2 separate regions of the Mus musculus genome follow, and region 2 is linked to region 1. A link is a contact called in ENCODE Hi-C or POLR2A ChIA-PET data. All regions are on one chromosome and are shown on one strand. The core of a region is the stretch at or near the end of the contact, and the rest is flanking DNA. Distances in the headings are between cores, read along the strand shown. Region 1 overlaps Numb (NUMB endocytic adaptor protein). Region 2 holds the start of Numb (NUMB endocytic adaptor protein).

Region 1 (3,228 bases), core at 656-3,155:
GATCCCATGGTAGTAGTTACTGTTTGCTGTGAGCATTTATGTAGATGCTTGGAATTCTGTCTTAATAGAGTATAAAGCAACCAGGGTATTGTTAAACCGTCATCTGTCAGAATGTATTAGATTTGAATATGGGAAAGTGCATGAGTTAAAGAATGAGAAGGCTTCTGAGCTCTCAGCTCTGTGAACTCAGGATATTTGAAGGTCACTAATGAGGTCTAAGGTCTTTTACTTTGGTTTTCTTGAGCTGAGACAGACAAGACAGTTGTTGGTCCATCAGTGGCTCCTGGCAACACTGCTCCATCCCCATCCTCTCCCACCTCTCCCACTCCGGATGGCACTGCATCTTCAGAGATGAACAATCCCCATGCTATCCCACGCCGGCATGCACCAATTGAACAGCTTGCTCGTCAAGGCTCTTTCCGGGGATTTCCTGCTCTTAGCCAGAAGATGTCACCCTTTAAACGCCAGCTGTCCCTACGCATCAATGAGTTGCCTTCCACTATGCAGAGGAAGACCGATTTCCCAATAAAAAACACAGGTACTGTGCTCTAGCTCCGTCAGAAGCAACACAAATCCCTTTAAGTTAGTCATGCCTGTCTCTCTGAAACTATTATAGTGCGTGTCATTTCATATGAGCACAAACTAGGGTCATGAGTAGTTAATTTCTCTTCCATCAGTAGTGACAGTGGAATTTCTAGCCTGAACTACAAGGTCCGTGGTTTGTCCTGACACGGGTGTACTCTCTCTCAGCTAGCCTATTTCTTTACATAAAAAGTTCCAAATTTCCATTCTTTCTGTGCTCATAGGACCCCAGAGAATTAAATAGGCTTTAGAAACATTTACAGGTTAATAGCAGCACTGTCAAAGGAACAGAAGAAATGGGTAAGTGTCCCTTGTATATGTGAGAGGTTGGCTTCCTGGGGAAGAAACTCTAAATGGCTCTTATACAAATCTAAGGTCTAATGTTCATCAGGAGCAGGTGGCCGCTCATTTATTCATGGCTGCTGTGTATCCTCAGTTCAGCTGAGCCAATCTGTAAGCTCTATCCTTATCATACGCGCTACAGCTAAAATGTTAGATCTGGTTGGTGCTTTTACTGGCCCTATCTATTACCCTTCCCTCTGAGACGAGACATGCTGTCTCCATAACTGACCAGGAGGAAGCTCTGGCTCAGTAGACACTCCTGACAACACTGTACAAGCGCAGAGAAGACAGGCCTGTGCGCAGTAGAACTCGGCTTAGAGAACAGTTGGAGTTAGGTGATGATGGCAAGGCTCTCAGCTCTCAGCACCCTCAAAACAACTGTAGGTGCTTCAAGTACCTCGTTGCAGTCTCCCTCTGGGGCAGATGCAGCACAGAATCTTTCTCTCTTCACAGATGAGCAAAGGTTCAGTACACATAAACTGTTTGCTCAGAAATGAGGAAATGTTCTCAGAGCCCTGTCCTGCCTCCTCCATCCCCTCTCCCCCCAGAATCTCAAAGTCTTTAGCATCCTACATTTCAGCTCTAGAATTGATTGGGTTGTAGCTTCTGGGAACTGGTTGAAAGTTAAAATAGGTTGCAGAGATCTTCCAGAAAGACCCAGCTATACAAAAAAGCCTCACATTAAAAAAAAAAAAAAAAAACCACCAAATTCCCAACAAAGTCTCAAAGAGAGATAGATTAGGGATTTGCAGAGAAAGATGATCTTAGTGCATGAGTTACTGATGTTTTCTACTTTCCTGTCTGAAAGTTGAGGTATTAATTTACTGAAGCTGATTGTGTAGCCTGACAGTTGAGACTTGTCCTTCGGCAAGGGAAAGAGCTAAAGTGAGAACTGGCAGCCCACACTGTACCGTCATATTTCAGGACTCCTCTCTTTCCTGTCTGGAACCATTTCCTTTTGCCTTGCAGTGCCCGAGGTGGAAGGAGAGGCCGAGAGCATCAGCTCCTTGTGTTCCCAGATCACCAGTGCCTTCAGCACGCCCTCTGAGGACCCCTTCTCCTCCGCCCCAATGACCAAACCAGTGACATTGGTGGCACCACAGTCTCCTGTGTTACAAGGTAGGTGACCTCTGACCTCAGTTTTTCTCTTTAAAACTAATCCTGTGAGCATGCTTCTCCTGAACTGAAGTTGGCATCCTGAGCTTGCCAGCATCCCTCGTTTCCCTGTCAGTCACATCTTTGGGCTTTTGTTCTCTTGTCTAAGCTGTCCGCTTTTCATCATTTGGCATGAATTCATCTGTCTACGCATCCGAGAAAGTCTCTGTAGCCTCCACTCACTGCTTTATTTGCCTCTTGACCTACGGAACAGAACAGCTGTCAAGATTGGTTTAAGCTCTGTGATTCTCCACCAAGGACAATTTGGCCACCTCAGGGAAGATTTGGTATTCATTGTATGGAGACATTTTGGGATTATTATAGCATTCGAAGTACTGCCAAAAATCCTTCAACATGCAAGACAGCACCTACAACAAATTACCATCCATCCCAAAATGCCAGTGGTGTTAACATTGAGACCTAGACCTACCTTCTCTCTACTGAGATTCATAAAGTAGAAGCCTCTCTTCTGGCTCACTGGTTCATTCTGTGGTCTCTAAATTGGCTTTTGTGACAATAGAGTTACTTCAGGGTTGGAGTTGGTGCCATTCCCCCTAACCCCCAGTATGCTAAATTAAATTCCCAGCTCACAGGTCAGTGAATCAGTGGCTCTGACAATTGCCCATTCCCATGTCTTTTGAGAACTTTTCAAGTAGAAAGGGCTGCACTACAGGACAGTGCTGTTACCCCTGGAAGAAGCTGCCATAACTCTTTGTTTTGCTTCTGGGTCTCAATCTTTTGACATACTTATAGTCATGTGTCCTTTGTATCATCGCACAGCTTTCCTTCTCATCTAACAGACATTTGTAGTACTAGAAAAAGTAAACTTGATAAACAGTGCCTGACACACTGGGAAATGCTCACATGTTGTCTTATTTAATCTTCAAATAGTTCTTTAAGGTAACCATTACAAAGAAGACTGAGGCTCGGATAGGCTGAGTGAATTGTGCAAGCTGTGCAGCTGGGATTTAAATTCAGATCTTCCTGCCCCACTTACATCCCACTGCCGTCTGCTTGTAGGGCACTGGTTATAGAACCTGAACGGAGCGATGTCCTTTGTCTTTAGGGGGCTTCCAGTCTCTAGCTGTTGTAGTTTTGTTGTTGTTTCATAGCCCCAGGTAAACAATACCAATACCCTGACCCAGTGTG
Region 2 (3,648 bases), core at 436-2,935, 43 kb before region 1:
GGCTGCTCTTCCAAAGGTCCTGAGTTCAAATCCCAGCAAGCACATGGTGGCTCACAACCATCCGTAACAAGATTGGATGCCTCTTCTGGAGTGTCTAAGACAGCTACAGTGTACTGACATATAATAAATAAATAAATTTAAAAAAAAAGACTGTGTTTGCCATGCTGAGCATTTACACTTTGAAGGTGATATGAGCCAATTAGAGGATTTTAAAGTAGAGTAGTTGTACAGTCAGATTGATGTTTTAGAAAACAGTAGTCAGACCAGATTAGAATGAAATGGGCCTTTATTTGAAGCAGTCTAAGTAATGGCCTTTTGCAATAAGTTAAACAAAAAAGTCTCAAAATAGTTGATTTGAACACTGGCCACATACAGGCCTGTCTACCTGAGAGGCTTAGAAAAGAGGATCAAGAGTTCAAGGCCAGTCCCAGCAACAAGAGTTCCCTTTTGAAACATTAGCTGCTTTAGGTAACATTATTTCTGACCCTCACAGTGACCCTGAGAATTAACAGTTACTACCATATCTGACAGACATATAAACTAAGGATTAGAACTTTCCGTTTACTTGCATCAGTCACATCACCATCTCTGGCAGCACAGCATTCACTCAGGTCTGTCTCATTGTAAAGCTTACAGGGTGCCCCAGTTACTACATAAGCTAGATTGTGACCCAAACCTCAGGCATGCATGGTTTATTAATCGTGAGTGTTGGTTGAACAGCATTCATTCAGTAAGTATATGTGAGCAACTCCTCTACTGATCAGTTCCAGGAAGGCAGGCATAAACAGGGAACAGGACAGTATCCTGTCCTTGCAGACTTTACCTCACTGGGAATAGGTAGGTAATGTAAACAAAGACATGTTTTAGTTTGAGACAGTAATTAAGCAAAGGTACCACAAAGAAAAATCAGGGATTTGGGGGAGGTGGCTTTGCCTTTGGGTTCCATCCCCACCAGGTTCCATGAGGAGTGAGCAGAGAGGAAGAGAGAAAAGTGACAGGAAAGGCTCCAAGACACAGAGTGCTTGCCTGCCTGGGATGTGCGGGGCTGTAGTTTTAATCGCTTGCCCTACAGACTAGAAAAAGAGTGACTGTTCACCCAAGCACCATGAGCTCTCCTGGCTCTTACCTAATATCCATCAAATCAGGAAGACTTGAATCTTTCTTTTGTCTACCAGTAGTAATAAAGATAGCTACAAATGAAGGGGGTGGGGAAGAGTCTGAGAATGAATGAATCATGGGACAAAGGGCATGGAGTGAATTAGATATTAAAGAGGTAACATTGGTAGATAAGGCCACAGGAAGAAAGAATGGGGAGTTGGGCATGTAACTAACTCAGTTGGCAAAATGTGTGCCTGGCAGGCACAAAATATTAGTTCAGTCCTTAGCACCAAACTGAGGCACAGTAGGGCATGGCTGTAATCCCGGCATTTGAGAGGTATCAAGCAGGTGAGAAGTTAAACGCCGCCCTTGTTGGGGCAGTTGTCATTGGAGGGGACTGTAGTTGTCTTTAAAAAGCGGACTGAGAGCAGTTTTAGACTCACTGTCACTCCGAGAGGAAGTATGCTAACATACTAAGCTATAACCCTCGTGTGGGCCCTCAGGGTTTGGGGTGGGTTTTGTACTAAAATGGTCATCTGAAGTTTGTGTAAGAAGTAACTTTGGTATTTCTTCACTGTGTCTTCAGGTTGTAAAAGTTAACATGAACAAACTACGGCAAAGCTTCAGGAGAAAGAAAGACGTTTATGTCCCAGAGGCCAGCCGTCCACATCAGTGGCAGACAGATGAAGAAGGAGTCCGCACTGGAAAGTGTAGCTTCCCAGTTAAGGTAAAACACACATTGTTGTGTCTGGCCAGTAGATCACAACCTGGGTTCTAGCCTGGAAAGGCATTTTGGAAACCTGGAAGAGAAGAGGGGCTGGGCTTCGGGAGATAAGGAAGGAACCCAGACAAAGCTCTCTGCTCAAGGTTCAATTTTTACTATTTCGGCACTCAGTTATAAAGGAAGGGGGAGGGGCCCAATTCCCGCCAAATAATCCAGTAGCAGGGTGATCACGTGATGCCTTCAGAACAGCAAAGCGGCAGGTTCCAGCAGTAGGCGTGGCAGAAAGATTGAGCGGGAAGCTCCACCCCTGAGCAAGCAGGTTTCAGGCTGGGGGAGGGGAGACTATAACACATATCTTTGTGGTTCTCTGTGGGGAAATAAACAAAAACATAAAAGCAAACCAAACAAAAAACTGATAGCCCATAGAATATGTAATCCTATGACTCACGCTAGTGAAGGAGCCTTCCAAAATCGTATTCTGCTTCAGTGATGGAATTAAATAAGAAAAAAATACATTGTGCAGTTAGTGATTTTTCTTTTTGTGTTTAAGTTATTTAAATAAGGCTGTGTGCTACATAATCTGGAACAAGTATAAGTGAGAACAGTTTGTGTGTGGGTTGGTGGGACTCCTAGGAGCTCACTATGGGCCTTGAGTGTGCTTGGCAAGCCCACTACCACTGGGCTACATCCCTGCCTTCTTTTTACTTCCTTGAGAAGGGATCTCACTAAGTTATCTAGGCTGTCCTTGAACTTACTCTGTAGCCCTTAGGTAGGCTTTGAACTTGTGATCGTCCTTCCTCAGCTCCTGAGTAAGTGAGGTTTCCCAGAAGCCTCCACTCTCAGGTCTGGCCAAGTAAGAACACTTCTAATGAGAACATAAGTCCTGAGACGTCTACAGATCCTCAGTTACCAAGAATTAAATCATTTTCAGTGAGGTAGGGGTTTATTTCCAGCACTCTCCAACAAAAGAAAAGTCAAAAGAAGCGCCTCTCCTCCCCACTCCCATTCAGGGCTAACTGGCTTGTTTGCTGCTTCTTCTATTTTTTTCTGAATATTTATTATTTATATGTAAGCACACTGTAGCTGTCTTCAGACACACTAGTAGAGGGGGTCAGATGTCATTACAGATGGTTGTGAGCCACCATGTGGTTGCTGAGATTTGAACTCAGGACCTTCGGAAGAACAGTCAGTGCTCTTAACTGCTGAGCCAGCTCTCCAGCCCTGTTTGCTTCTTCTTGTCTTCACTTTTAAACTCTTCCCACCATTAGTTCTGCTCTTGTCTTCTGTACTTATAATTTCTTGTTCCATCAATGCTAGATGATTATCTTGATGTTCCATCATAAAAAAAAGAAATACTTTCACTTATTTTCAAATTTATATCAGATATTTTTACTTCATTTTCTTTACATGTTTCACGTTTTATTTCATTTTCTTCACATATGTTTTCTTCACTAATGTTTACATTCTCTTCTATAAATAGTAATTATATCTCCTATATATTGAGCTTGTTCTAAAAGTTTTCATTATTAATTAGGCATTAAATTTAATGCCAATCTAAGGAATATCCTACAGTTTCTTCTCTTTGATATTATTGATTCATTGATATGTTTGACAGATAATTGCTGAATGTCTGCTGTCTACCAAGTATTGTTCTAGGAACCAGGAGTGCAGTGAGCAGCACAGACAGGATCTCTACCTAGTGTTGTTCATGGTAGTGTATGCGAGAGTGTGAGAAAACAATATCTGCTATACCAGAAAGGAATTGTGGATGAAAGAAATAAATGGGGTTGATACGGTTTAAAATATTTTGGTTATGGAAGTCCTCA

What was found. A loop is a pair of places that touch in the nucleus more often than their neighbours do. ChIA-PET counts read pairs that join two places held with the same protein, here RNA polymerase II (POLR2A).
Region 2: a map of left cerebral cortex shows a loop between it and region 1 (2.0-fold over the local background). The contact joins the promoter of Numb here to the enhancer-like site in region 1. A Hi-C loop is called at or near these places in 1 of 37 maps with a recorded cell type or tissue (left cerebral cortex). POLR2A ChIA-PET finds 5 or more read pairs at or near these places in 1 of 5 experiments (embryonic stem cell).

Annotation. Positions count from the first base shown.
Region 1 is chr12:83,798,323-83,801,550 of GRCm38, reverse strand. It overlaps Numb (NUMB endocytic adaptor protein), which reads left to right. Exons shown (of 10, transcript NM_001136075.2): 7 at 245-538; 8 at 1,894-2,043. Among named protein-coding and RNA genes, the nearest start is that of Gm46367, 22 kb to the left of the region's middle. Within about 2 kb of position 1,905, at least 1 of the 3 ENCODE cell types and tissues checked has a DNase peak (open chromatin) inside an H3K27ac peak, as active enhancers do; it is left cerebral cortex, where a contact is called at or near this core.
Region 2 is chr12:83,840,395-83,844,042 of GRCm38, reverse strand. Numb (NUMB endocytic adaptor protein) reads left to right here and starts at 1,685. Exons shown (of 10, transcript NM_001136075.2): 1 at 1,685-1,825. The coding sequence starts at 1,700. It overlaps Gm46367 (a long non-coding RNA gene), which reads right to left. Exons shown (of 4, transcript XR_001780655.2): 4 at 2,120-2,189.